Linked DNA regions of Homo sapiens: regions 2, 3 and 4 are each linked to region 1. A link is a contact called in ENCODE Hi-C or POLR2A ChIA-PET data. All regions are on one chromosome and are shown on one strand. Each heading gives the region's core, a stretch centred on a gene start or an enhancer-like site at or near the end of the contact. The rest is flanking DNA. Distances are from core to core; before and after follow the strand shown.

The links. A loop is a pair of places that touch in the nucleus more often than their neighbours do. ChIA-PET counts read pairs that join two places held with the same protein, here RNA polymerase II (POLR2A). Pooled maps may share reads with other maps.
Region 2: a loop to region 1 is called in a map of heart right ventricle, with 2.3 times the contacts of the local background. The contact joins two enhancer-like sites. A Hi-C loop is called at or near these places in 2 of 168 maps with a recorded cell type or tissue (heart right ventricle and prostate gland) and 4 of 50 pooled maps. POLR2A ChIA-PET finds 5 or more read pairs at or near these places in 1 of 52 experiments (BJ).
Region 3: a loop to region 1 is called in a map of heart left ventricle, with 12 times the contacts of the local background. The contact joins two enhancer-like sites. A Hi-C loop is called at or near these places in 20 of 168 maps with a recorded cell type or tissue (Calu3, GM23248, HCT116 and 14 more) and 15 of 50 pooled maps. POLR2A ChIA-PET finds 5 or more read pairs at or near these places in 4 of 52 experiments (AG04450, BJ, MCF 10A and 1 more).
Region 4: a loop to region 1 is called in a pooled map, with 2.4 times the contacts of the local background. The contact joins two enhancer-like sites. A Hi-C loop is called at or near these places in 3 of 168 maps with a recorded cell type or tissue (PC-3, esophagus muscularis mucosa and heart left ventricle) and 2 of 50 pooled maps. POLR2A ChIA-PET finds 5 or more read pairs at or near these places in 1 of 52 experiments (K562).

The regions. Positions count from the first base shown.
Region 1 is chr10:3,239,148-3,242,149 of GRCh38, reverse strand. The region is part of intron 2 of LINC02668 (long intergenic non-protein coding RNA 2668); the gene reads left to right. Among named protein-coding and RNA genes, the nearest start is that of LINC02668, 17 kb to the left of the region's middle. Within about 2 kb of position 1,392, at least 5 of the 41 ENCODE cell types and tissues checked have a DNase peak (open chromatin) inside an H3K27ac peak, as active enhancers do; they include endothelial cell of umbilical vein, heart left ventricle, heart right ventricle and 1 more, where a contact is called at or near this core.
Region 2 is chr10:3,493,446-3,496,447 of GRCh38, reverse strand. The region is part of intron 3 of LINC02669 (long intergenic non-protein coding RNA 2669); the gene reads left to right. All of the region lies in intron 1 of LOC105376360 (a long non-coding RNA gene), which reads right to left. The region is part of intron 1 of LOC124902538 (a long non-coding RNA gene); the gene reads right to left. Among named protein-coding and RNA genes, the nearest start is that of LINC02669, 7.9 kb to the left of the region's middle. Within about 2 kb of position 1,466, at least 7 of the 41 ENCODE cell types and tissues checked have a DNase peak (open chromatin) inside an H3K27ac peak, as active enhancers do; they include heart right ventricle, where a contact is called at or near this core.
Region 3 is chr10:3,468,320-3,471,321 of GRCh38, reverse strand. The region is part of intron 3 of LINC02669 (long intergenic non-protein coding RNA 2669); the gene reads left to right. The region is part of intron 1 of LOC105376360 (a long non-coding RNA gene); the gene reads right to left. All of the region lies in intron 1 of LOC124902538 (a long non-coding RNA gene), which reads right to left. Among named protein-coding and RNA genes, the nearest start is that of LINC02669, 33 kb to the left of the region's middle. RefSeq lists an enhancer at 2,815-3,002. Within about 2 kb of position 1,526, at least 28 of the 41 ENCODE cell types and tissues checked have a DNase peak (open chromatin) inside an H3K27ac peak, as active enhancers do; they include endothelial cell of umbilical vein, heart left ventricle, heart right ventricle and 1 more, where a contact is called at or near this core.
Region 4 is chr10:3,423,193-3,426,194 of GRCh38, reverse strand. The region is part of intron 1 of LOC105376360 (a long non-coding RNA gene); the gene reads right to left. Among named protein-coding and RNA genes, the nearest start is that of LINC02669, 78 kb to the left of the region's middle. Within about 2 kb of position 1,559, at least 15 of the 41 ENCODE cell types and tissues checked have a DNase peak (open chromatin) inside an H3K27ac peak, as active enhancers do; they include heart left ventricle, where a contact is called at or near this core.

The DNA of each region.
Region 1 (3,002 bases), core at 143-2,642:
TCTCCCTTTCTTTCCTCTTCCAAGGTAACCAGCGTGTTGTTTTGTCTCTTTCCCCTACACGGCCAGACATGGCTTGCAGAGCAGGGGCTGTTCCATGAACCCCTGACTCTTCCTCACACTGATCTGTGTGTGTGCATCTGCACATGTGTGTGAATGTGTGTCGCATGTGTACACTGTTGTGTGTACACGGGCGCTTGTACGTGTGCCTGTGTGCGTGCATGCATGTGAGCCTGTGTACCAAGTCTCCCGTGCAGATGCCTGAGGTTAGTGGCTGAGTACGTGGAACTTGGAGCTCTTACAAGTACTTTGAATATGAAAAGACAAATTCGTGCAATAGAGGAGCATGAGTCCTTTGCAGCTCCCTAACCGTCCATTTCATGTCAATGCTGATGTTCGTGACTGTGCGGTGCGTTGACAGAATGACAGAGTCGGTGCCTCCCCGCACTGTGGTCCCGCAGCACGATTTTATTCAGCGTGCACACATGTGGGCTGCCGGAGTCTTTAGAGTAAACAGGAGCTCACGGAGACCTGGCTGCTCCCAGGAGCACTCGAGACAGCCTCCCATGACATAATATCGTTACCGTGGCAACAGGGATATTCACTACCAGAATCACAACTATATTTCACCAATTTAGTGCTCTACTAAACACAAAATAATGCCTTCTTTAATGATGCTGGGCTGTGGTTCTTAGAAACACGGAGCCCCCTGGAGCGGGAGCCCAACTGCAGAATAAAAGTGCAGAAGGAAGGCCCCACTTGTGTGGAGAGGCGCTGCGGTCTCCCGGCATGAGAAGCTGGCACGGTTATGTGTCATGGTTCTCCATAAGAACTTTTGCAGCAAATGGCACCCACACGCCTTGGTGGCAACTCTTCCAGCCTGGGATGAGATCGGCAGAGCCTGGGTCTGAGAACTGCAGCCAGCGACTCGCTGGGCTGTTCCATGTTCCAGGCAGCTCCGAATCATCTTTTTTTTCTTGAGACAGAGTTTCTCTCTTGTTATTCAGGCTGGAGTGCAGTGGTGCCATCTCAGCTCACCACAACCTCTGCCTCCCGGGTTCAAGCGATTCTCCTGCCTCAAGCCTCCCAAGTAGCTGGGATTACAGGCATGCACCACCACGCCCGGCTAATTTTGTATTTTTAGTAGAGACGGGTTTCTCCATGTTGGTCAGGCTGGTCTCGAACTCTCGACCTCAGGTGATCCACCTGCCTTGGCCTCCCAAAGTGCTGGGATTACAGGCATGAACCACTGTGCCAGACCCGAATCATCGTTTCTGCACATGGAGAAAACCACGTGGAGAAAACCGGCAGGAGAAGAGCATGGGGCAGGGTCTGTAGGAAATGCTCAGAGAGCTTCCTGGAGGCAGGGCTGGGGAAGGCACAGGGGAGCCCGGCTTCTGCGGACGTTTCCTCCCAGGATGAGGGAGGCAGGGCTGCTGGAAGACTCACCTTTCCTCTCACTGCACTGCCATTTGTCCCAACTCATTTCCGTTCTATGTTGATTGGTTCAGAAAACATCCTATTTGGCAAATCCTAAATAGTCTCACTTTCTGTCATGGTCGTGGAATCTCTCCGTCTCGACAATGGAACCGAATTGTAAAGCGACTCTAGCTCTGAATTCCTACCTCTTGCCTTTTGTTTTTTTCCTAGAAAAAGGAAATGGAAATCCTTCCTGTTATTCTCCGCGTCCCTTCGTAGAAGGCTGCCTGAGAGGTCAGCACAGGAGTCCTCTAAGTGCCCTGCAGAGAACACGGGTCTCGGAGCCGGACAAACCTAAATTTTGAAACCCACTTTGAGTTTGAACTTGGCTGTGGGAAAGTTACACAATCGCTCTAAGCCTCTGTTTTCTCATCAGTAAAACAGAGAGGGGTTGCTTGTGTGAGAAGTGGCCGCTGCCAATCATCTGCGTGTCCTTCACTCTCCCAGGGGCCATGGGTCTGTATTCTACACATGTGGGATCTTCCTCTGGACCCTTCGGACATGGTCCACACGCTGCCCTCAGGATCTGCTGGGGTCTGCATGGGGGGTGAGACGTGAACCCCAACCACGTTCACCACAGAGAGGAAACTGGGGGGATGGAGGGGGGGACAAGGCCAGGTCACCTTCAGGTGCCGCCCGCCAGCAAGGCGGTTTGCACCCGGCTGAATGAGCTTTAAAAAAGACAGTTTTTTCTGTAGTTTAGAATCATGGTTTCACTAAATGGTGAAATAATTTTATGCCACTTCCCCTACTAATTACCATCTCATTGTTATTAGAAAGGATGGTTTCCTTGAAGTCTAGAAAATTTTGTTCCAGTCCATTTCAACGGTGCAGGAGAAACGTGGCTTCCATTCCGAGGAAGACGGCGACACCTAGTGACCGTTCCCTCGCGGTGCGATGGCCTCACACCTGTGCGGCGGGTCGTCCGGGGCGTAGGGTGCTGCGGCCTTGCGGTCTTCCCTGCGCTGCAAGGCAGGGCATGGTGGCAGATTAACACCTGGATGAACACGGGCAGGTCAGGAGACAAATAAAACCCAGAGGTCTTTGAAACTTCAAAATCCCGTAGGGTGTGTGACCCCAGTGAGCCCCACGCTACATCCAGCGAGAACCGAGAAGTGATGGTGCAGACATTCTTGGGTCCCCCAGACAGAACACACCGGGAGTTACTGCCTCTTTCTCATCCCGAGTCCTCCTGACTTTCCCCAGCACCCATCGTGGCTGCAGCCAGGACACAGGTAAATGTAATTTCCCTCCCCTTCCATCCTCGCTTTCACATCGGTGTGATTGACTGAGGGCCTGCAGACTCTCTCCACGTGCGGGTGCCCTGCAGCCTGACACACAAATGCGTTCATCCTTCCCCTTTATCCTGACCCCGAACTAATGACGCAGCTTCCTGAGACACAGAGGATGCTTCTCCTCGTCCCCCCTCGCGCTCTGAAGTGGGAAAAGATGTGTTCCATCTGTTCTGGAATTTTCACTGTAAAGAAGAGAATGAATTTTAACTGTGTTTTTGACATATCCCTAAA
Region 2 (3,002 bases), core at 217-2,716, 250 kb before region 1:
TTACTCTGCCTGGAAACCTCCTTTCTCTCTCCCCACTTCTGAGGCTCCGCTCAGGTGCTGTTTTACCTGAAACCCTCCAGGCTGTTCTCTCTGGAAATGCCTCTCTCTTCTGCCCTTTATCTTCCACCTGAATGGGAGGATGTCTCATTCCTAACACTCAGGACAGGTCTTCATAGCGTTTATCCTGCTTTGTCATCTGCATGCCCCACAGGGCTGAGAGCTCCAAGGAGCTGTGAATCACACCTCCGACTCCCCCCAGGGTACAGGAACGGGGTTCAGAATGCTCTTCCCAAAGGTGAGATACAACATGAAGAGTGGTTATTTCTGGGTTATGGGATGAAGAGTAATTTTTTTGTTTTCTTTATTAGACGTTACTAAATGAACCTGCTTGGTGTTAACCACATGTGGCTTTTATAATCAGAGAAATAAAACAAAACTGACAGTAAAAATACATAGAAGAAGGATTATGTAAAATTTATAATTAAAAATTTGTTGATTTTAAATGATGGTGCTTAGAGGGTATTACCTTTGTCTTCAAATTGGAAAGCCTCAGCTGTCCGGGGTAATGATTTGCCCAAACACTCCATTTAATTCGAGTTTTACTGTCTGTATTTTGTAACAATAAGATTATTGCTTCTATACCCTACACATGCGCAGAGAGATAAAGGAAGGGTATGTTCTTTTAACTTCTTTTCTAATCTTGGGTCCAAGTCAAGGGATTTTATTTCTAATGCTTGGTCTTTACAATTTTTCTTTTTTCTCATTTCTCCTTGATTTTCCAAAAGGGAAAAGGGGAAACTCTTGGGTTTTGGTTTCAGCATTATTCCCAAAAGACTTCAAATTAATTTACAGGACTCTGGGTTGAGCGCAGTTGCCTTTCTGGCCTGAGGGTGTAAACTTTTTCTTAGGCAAATTCCCTGCTGAGTTCCCAAAATAGCAGAGAGTAAATGTAGTCCCACGTGTTTTGAGTCTAAACAGATGTATGTATGTGGATTTGTAAGTGAGTCACATCTATACTGTTCTTTTACTCGAGAGTAATTGGGCCAGGCACTGTGGCTCACGGCTGTAATCCCAGCATTTTAGGAGGCCAAGGCGAGAGGATCACCCGAGGTCAGGAGGTTGAGATCAGCCTGGCCAACATGGTGAAATCCCTTCTCTACTAAAAATACAAAAATTAGCCTGGTGTGGTGGCGCGCACCTGTAGTCCCAGCTCCTTTAGGAGGTGGAGGCAGGATAATTGCTTGAACCAGGGTGATGGAGGTTGCAGTGAGCTGAGATCGTGCTACTCACTCCAGCCTGGGTGACAGAGCTAGACTCCGTCTCAAAAAATAAATAATACAAATAAGTAAGTAGCGTAATCGGCAGAGTATTAAGGAGTCATTCTCCTGCCAGCCACGCTGAATGCACACACCCTGATGGCAGTGAACAGCGTCCACTGGATGTGAGCTTAGTGCTGAGGACCAGCACGCCTTTGCTAATGTCCTCAAAGGGAAGGCCCCTGAGGCTCGGAGAGCTGATGCCCTGCCTGGGGTCTCAGGCTTATGCCGCTGGGATGTCTCTGCTCTCCTCTGTCTCGTGACCACCATGGCGCAGGCTCTCTCTGCATCTTTCCCATCCTCCCCACCTTCCCCCTACAGTTGCCCTCAAGCTTCAGTTCCTAAAGTAGAAAAGAAATAAAAATAAAGCGAAACCAGTACGATGACTCACTGGTGAGCCAAGTATAATTTTCCTTTAATACCGCACAGCATATAAGGCTAATTTTGAGACAGCTCGCTTTCCCCCATGGAATAGCCAGATAAAGTCACTTTCTTGAGGAAACACAGCTGCTTCTAAAGAGAGGAAGAAATGACTTTCTCTGTGGTGATCGCCCGTTTGGAATGTCCCAAGGCTACATTCAGTGCCCCCTTCGCCACTTCCTCCACCTGGGAGCACCGCAGGAGTCGGAATTCCAAGTGTGGTTCATCCACAGCCTCTTTCTCATGGCCTGAAACGTGCTTTTTACTGGAAAACACTCTGATACATCCTGAAGCTAAATGCTTCTTAGAATACACTGTGATGTAACACTGTGATGGAAATCATCCCGTAAAAGCCGAGTGAGGGCAAGCATTCCCCAGTCAGGCGGCGTGAGGCTTGCCTGACGTTCACGCACTTCTAACAAGAAAGGAGGTAGCTCACACTCAACGCCGTTACTTAAGTAAGGTTAATAGAACAGCAGACAGGAAAAAGCACAAAAACTTAGGAAGACACAGAGCCATGGGCTCCCCGCCAAACACCTTCGGTGATTGCAATACAGAAGACGGCACGTGGAATCTGCCCTTGACTCCTTGAAAATACGATGTGACCGAGTTTTCAGTGTTAACAGGAACCGAGACAAAAACGTTCACGTATTTTGTTATCATCTGTGCTCTGGGACATGAGTTATGTTCTTGAAAATTCTGAGTTTGGGCTACATTATTTTAAGAGAATTCACAATAAAACCTTATATAATTATTTGTTCTGTGATGGAAATGTTCAAAGAAATAATCTCTTCCTGGGTACAAAAGTGGACATTAGGATAGACCAGAAAGATTAGTCCTCTTTATATACAAAAACAGGTTTGGAGAGAGGATTGTCAAAGAGGTGGAGAGGCAGCCTCAGAGAGAGAGAGAGAACAACCTCAGATGAGTCATTCAAGTCTGCTAAACTTCAACTTACCCAAATGAAAATGAAGATAATGATACCTGTTCTTATAAGGTCAGGCAGGTATCATTGTTATGACAGCAAATGAGATGCTTCATCTGAAAGCGCTAACCAACCTTGAGACAGTATTTAATCCCACTGAAGACACCTCTGTTCATGAGCTTTGGTGCAGAAACTAGTTTTCAGAAACAAATCAGTTTAAAAAAAGTACTTAAAATGTATTTATATAGAGTTTATTTGCATTACATTCCTAGAAACAATGTTTGGTTTTGAAAAGAGCATAGATACACTATGTTTGGCTGTAATGTGATAATTGTGTTTCC
Region 3 (3,002 bases), core at 277-2,776, 230 kb before region 1:
GAGTGAGGTGATGTGATCTCGGCTCACTGCAACCTCCGCCTCCCGGGTTCAAGTGATTCTCCTGCTTCAGATTCCCGAGTAGCTTGGATTACAGGTGCTCGCCACCCTGCCCAGCTAATTTTTGTATTTTTAGTACAGACGGGGTTTCACCATGTTGGCCAGGCAGGTCTCGAACTCCTGACCTCGAGTGATCCACCCACCTTGGCCTCCCAAAGTGCTGGGATTACAGGAGGGAGCCACCACACCTAGCCAAAAATTCCCTTTTGAAACTCAGTGCATGGTTTGTATCAGGAAAAAAAAAAAAAAGTAATAGTAGGTTCCACTCCCTGCTGCTATTGAGATGCTGAAGTCTTGTTCTGGGTCTGAGGACGGAAGCCTCTCTCTCTCTCTCTCTCTCTCTCTCTCTCTCTCTCTCTCTCTCTCTCTCTCTCTCTCTCTCTCCCTCTCCCTCTCTCTCTCTCTCTCTCTCTCTCTCTCCCCACAACATCAGTGACTACCCAAATCCACAAAATGGTGTAGTGTTTGCATATAACTGATGCACATCCTCCTGTTTCCTTTAAATCATCTCCCCACATGTGGTTGGGACCCTCTCCCGCGTATGGGGATGGCTGCTGTTGCTTTCCAACACCACCTGGCAATACTCACCTGGTTCTCTCTCCCCGGATAAAGCTCAGTGACGGGTAGCACACCTGGCCTCCATCCATTTCTCAGGAAGATGATATGGTTAAGTCCGTGCGATACTTTCCTATGGATGCTGGAGTTTTAGTGTTCTTGATTTTGAAGCTAAAAGCAGTCACCCTTAGAAGGGATTGTTCTCGGTTTTTGTTGACATAACAGCAAATAGGAAAACACAGGTACCTATTAACACGGGGCCAGTGACACACAGCCCGCTGCCCATATACTGGAGTCCCACATCAGTGGATTCAACCAACCGCAGATGGAACAAACTATACAAAATAACACGGCCCGGCACGGTGACTCAAGTCTGTAATCCCAGCACTTTGGAATGCAAAGGCAGGTGGATCACTTGAGGTCAGGAGTTCGACACCAGCCTGGTCAACATGGTAAAACCCTGTCTCTACTAAAAGTACAAAAATTAGCCCGGCATGGTTGTGCATGCCTGTAGTCCCAGCTACTTGGGAGGCTGAGGCACAAGAATGGCCTGAACACAGGAGGCGGAAGCTGTAGTGCGCTGAGATGGCACCACTGCACTCCAGCCTGGGTGACAGAGTAAGACTCCATCTCAAAAAAAAAAAAAAAACAATAACAATAATACAAACAAAAAATACAGTACAACGACTATTTCAATGGCATTTATCTTGTATTAGATATAAGGTATGTAGAGATGATTTAAAGCAAACAGGAGGATGTGCATCAGTTATATGCAAACACTACACCATTTTGTGGATTTGGGTAGTCACTGATGTTGTGGGGAGGGTGTGCTGGAGCCAGTTCCCCAGGGATACCGAGGATGACTGTATTCAAGCTGAAACTTGGCCCACAGTTGGGAAAACATCCAGTTTTCAAGGTGGTACCTTCAGCTGTTTCACAGGAAAGATCAACTTGGCCTTTTTCTTTGGGAGCCAGACACAAAGCAGTGTCTTCCTTCAGGTTCACTGCTACAGAAAACCTGCACGTCTTTTCCCTCAATAATTGAGGTGTTGGTGTTCCTTCTCCTTCTCTGCCCACATTTTGCTCTGACTCAAATTCCTCAAATAAGAGTGAGATAGCACAGACTGGGAAAAATCCAACTCTCAGGAGAGTTCGAGGCCTGGCAGCGTCAATGGCGGGCATGTCCAAGCCTCTCCCTGTTGGAGCTGATTCTGTTCAAGACAGGGAGCAGCTGATGCTTTGGGGAACTGAAGTGGGGACCCCCCCACACACCATCTCTACTCCCACCCGCTCTCGGACCCGAGTGGGAACAGCTGTTTCAGCAAGACTGAAATATTAGACTTAGCTGCGGTTTAGTCCTGTCCTAGACTCTGCAGAACTTTTTTTGGCTCTTTGCAAGGGCGTAATGAGTCATGCATTTCACAAGCATTTTCTAAAACGGGGAAACGCCTCCCTATTTGAAATAAGATTCTCCTATGAAAAGAAACTGTGTCAAAAACACCAAAGGACTAATCCACGCACTGTGTAACTTTCATTCCCCCTGCTTGAGTCTCTGCTGAAGACCGGTTTTAACTGTTAGAGGCCTGAAACCCAATCCTGTTATAAATCAAGAAGCCAAATTCCCTTTGGGCTTACATCAGAGCAAACAAATCAGTGCCTCCTCTAATACTAAAGATTAGGTCACAGGCCAGAGGAAACCTAACCTGCTTTGTGGGTTTAGAGCTGCAAGAGCTGTACAAAAAGAAAGAAAGAAAGAAAGAAAGAGGAGAGAGAGAGAGAGAGAGGGAGAAAGAAAGAAAGAAAGAAAGAGAGAGAGAGAGAGAAAGAAAGAAAGAAAGAAAGAAAGAAAGAAAGAAAGAAAGAAAGAAAGAAAGAAAGAAAAAAAGCTCTTGGCCTAACCCTTAACCAAATGTGAAGTGCGTGTCATAGGTGGATGGAATGTCATTCTGCTCCTTGAAATCATCATTTTTAGCAACAGATTCATATCACAGTCACTTTTCCATGATGGCATCTCCACATTATTTTGACCCTTAATAACCATCCCAGGCACCAAAAGCAATCATCAGGTTCTATCACAAGCACTTTTCTGATACCTTAAAAATTTTCAGAGTCTGGGGCTGGTAATTTCTCTTTATGTCCCTGTAAACCCCAAATCAATCTCGACTTCCCTGCCCTTTCATCCAACTGATGCTGAGAACTTTCTCCCCAAAGAAAGAAAAGCCAGGCATTCAGAGTCAGATGTGGTGTGGACTGTTTCTGGTTAGATGACTCAGCCCATTTTTGTGGATTTCCCAAGATGCTTTCTGAAATTCTGTTGAAAAATATCTTGTGTGATCTGGTAACAAATTAAACAAAAGACAAACCACCAAATGCTTGCCTGTTTGAAAAGG
Region 4 (3,002 bases), core at 310-2,809, 180 kb before region 1:
ACCAGGATGGCTGGGAAAAGCGATTGCAAAAAAAAAAAAAAAAAGTAACTCTTCTACTTGCTCCAGAAAACTGCACGCCTGGCATCCAGGGGTTTGAGGGTGGCGGAGTCTACATCACTCATTCTGAGAAAACAGAGGCCCAGAGATATTGTCTCAAGATGGTAGCCAGGCCAGGGAAGAGGTCAGAGCTCCTGGCTCAGAGTCCAGGCCATTTTCCACGACTGTACTTAGTGCCCAGCTCAGACCCTGCCAGGAGCCCAGGAGTGAGGACAAGACGCAGCTGCACTCCACCTGCTTTTGCCCCTCTGCAGGCCCCTCCCCTTTACCCGGTGTCATAGAAATTCAGCATTCAGGGGCAGCAACATGTTTCCCTGCGAGCACCCCACTGCTCCATCATGATGAGATGACTGTGAACTGGGACACCTCGCCTTGATTTTCTTATCTGTAGGATGGTGAAAATAATGGGCCCTACTTCACACAGGCTGCATGTCCTACCACGGTGCCTGGTCTCTCCACCATCATTATTTTTCCACGCAAAGCATTTCCTGACAAATTGTGAGGAATACATTGAGAACGCAAGTTCAGTGTGCATCGTCACTAACTGTGCAGGAAGAGCCCCTGGTCTTGGACTCAGAGGCGTTGGTAGGTGGACTCCATTGTGAATATATATATAATATATATTCACCTCCATCACATATAGGTGATTCACATTGCTTCCTCACCAACGACTCAGCTTTGGACATTTCTGGAGAGTTTTGGATTACTGTAGTCCATAAAGAACTTCAACAGCTCTCTCTTCTTAGGTAGATACTTCTGGATTTCTGGCATTTAAAAGAGAATCATCCTAAAAATGGGCTGCATATGAGCTCGTCTTTTCAACACCTTTCAGTGCTCAAGGAAAAAATAACACTCACTTCTTACAGTCTTAACAGCAGAAAGGTAGATCTTTTCAAACGCAAACAAAATAAAATAAGAAACTGTGAAATTTACTGAGTGTATTTGAGGGAACCCTATTACTGCCTAGATTTCAAAATACCAGCTTTGAGCAGAAGAAAAGCCACCTGCCTATGAAGTTCATCTATATGCACTATGCTGAAACAGTCACATATTCTTTCTCCCATAAAAACCTAAAACAGATGATTAATATAGCCAAAGACTGAGTTAGATTAATTAATTTAGCTAATTTGAAATAATCTGGCATGTTGACAGCATCATTTAGTCTCAGCCCAGTGATGAAAAAACGGACTTCAAGAGATTCTTCCCCAGGTGTTTCAGCCTTGGAATCATTTTAATTTCATGTTGATCTAATTAGTAATTCCAATCACAGGGGAAAGGAGGAAAAAAAATACCTTTCCTCAGTTCATGGTCAATAACTTTGTACCCATGTGGACATTAGTGCTCTCCTGCTTCTCACTAGGGGCTGGAAGCCTTCCATCTGATAATGGACGGTAATGGATGGATGGCGGATTTGCACGGCGTGTGGTCCCCAGGGGAGACAGCGGGGCGGGTGACTCAGAGGATGGGAGCCTCGCCCGCCCGGCAGCACAGCCCTCCCCAGCTCCAGGAGCATTTCCTCCTGAAAACAGGAAGCGACCTCGGTTTATAAATGCCCCGAAGGGAACATTTCAGCTGTCTCCTCCGTGATTGTACAAAGAACCAGGCAGAGATCCTGGAAGGTCATGAGGATGGGAAGTGAGTCCGCGGGGGTCGTGTCTCCCCCCGGGGTGCGTGGGGCTCAGCAACACGTGTGGGGCCCTTCTCCCCAAGGCTCACTCTAGGACTCCCGGGAAAGACAGCTTGGGTGAACCTGGGTGTGGCAGGTATTACAGGAAGGAAAATGGGCTGTATGGGTGATAGATAGGAGTGTAGGGGGAAGGGATAGCAGGCGGAGCGGGGAAGGGATGGCGCAGGTGGAGCACGGGCCCCTGCAGAACCATGAGGCCACTAGGTTTCAGAGCCCTCAGGGTCCTACTGTCCCAGAAAGCCTGCGGGTCCAGCACCGGGCTTCTGTGTCTTAGGGCAGCTTTTGGAGGTGCTTCCTTTGTCTGCTAACTTACCTTTACCTTCCTACATTTTGTTTGAAGTCAGAGAAAATTGCCCATTTGGGGGCAACAATGAAGCATTCATCACTCTCCGGAGCTAAGCCATCTCGAGTAGCCCTCAATCAAACTCTGCTATTTTTACCTCAGAGCACAGAGGCCACAGCGGATAAAGGACCCTTAAGGTAGCTCATCTAATTTGTGATGGGGCCCAGGGTTGTAATACATCGTCTTCACGGCCGTCTTCAGGGCCATGAGCCCTGAGCAGGGCTGGTTTCCCATGCGTGTCTGCTTGGGATGGGGAGTTTCATCAGGAAAACCAAGCACATATTAGAACAGGAACAGCAGCTTGGCAGTCAGGGCCCGGACCAAGAATGCAAAGGGGCTGGAGGATCCAGGCTCAATAGTAGCTCAAAAAGGAAGATACACACAAAGCTGACACACAGAGTGAGCCACCGCCGGCACTGAGGTCACGGTACACAGTGAGCCACGCCTGGCCAGGACACGGACACATGGGACACTACCCTCCCTTCGCCCCGCATGCACCACCTGGTCCCGTGCTTCCCCTGGAGCCGCCTCCTTTCCCATCCTCTGCACTCCCTGGTCCACTCAAGTCTCTGCTCTCTCACACTTCCTCCTGAAGCCAGGCTTTCTCAGAATCGCTGGGATCCGCCTCCCCTCTGCAGCTCTGCAGCTCTGCAGAGCTGAGGGCTTTGCTGCCCCTAAAGCGCTAACTACTCACAGAACGATGTCAAGGGCATCTCTCATCGTCCACATCCATCTTTTTTGTCTCCCGCGGAGGGGCTGAGTCCACGCTTTGTGTGGCTTCAGTATTCAGCCCCTGGCTTCCTCACCCGGCCACTGTGAGCTTTCCTTACACAAAACTGGACTGAACTGCTGGGTCAATTCTCAAACCATGCAGAAAAGCAGGGAGGTGCCGGCATTGGCCTGAATTTATCATAC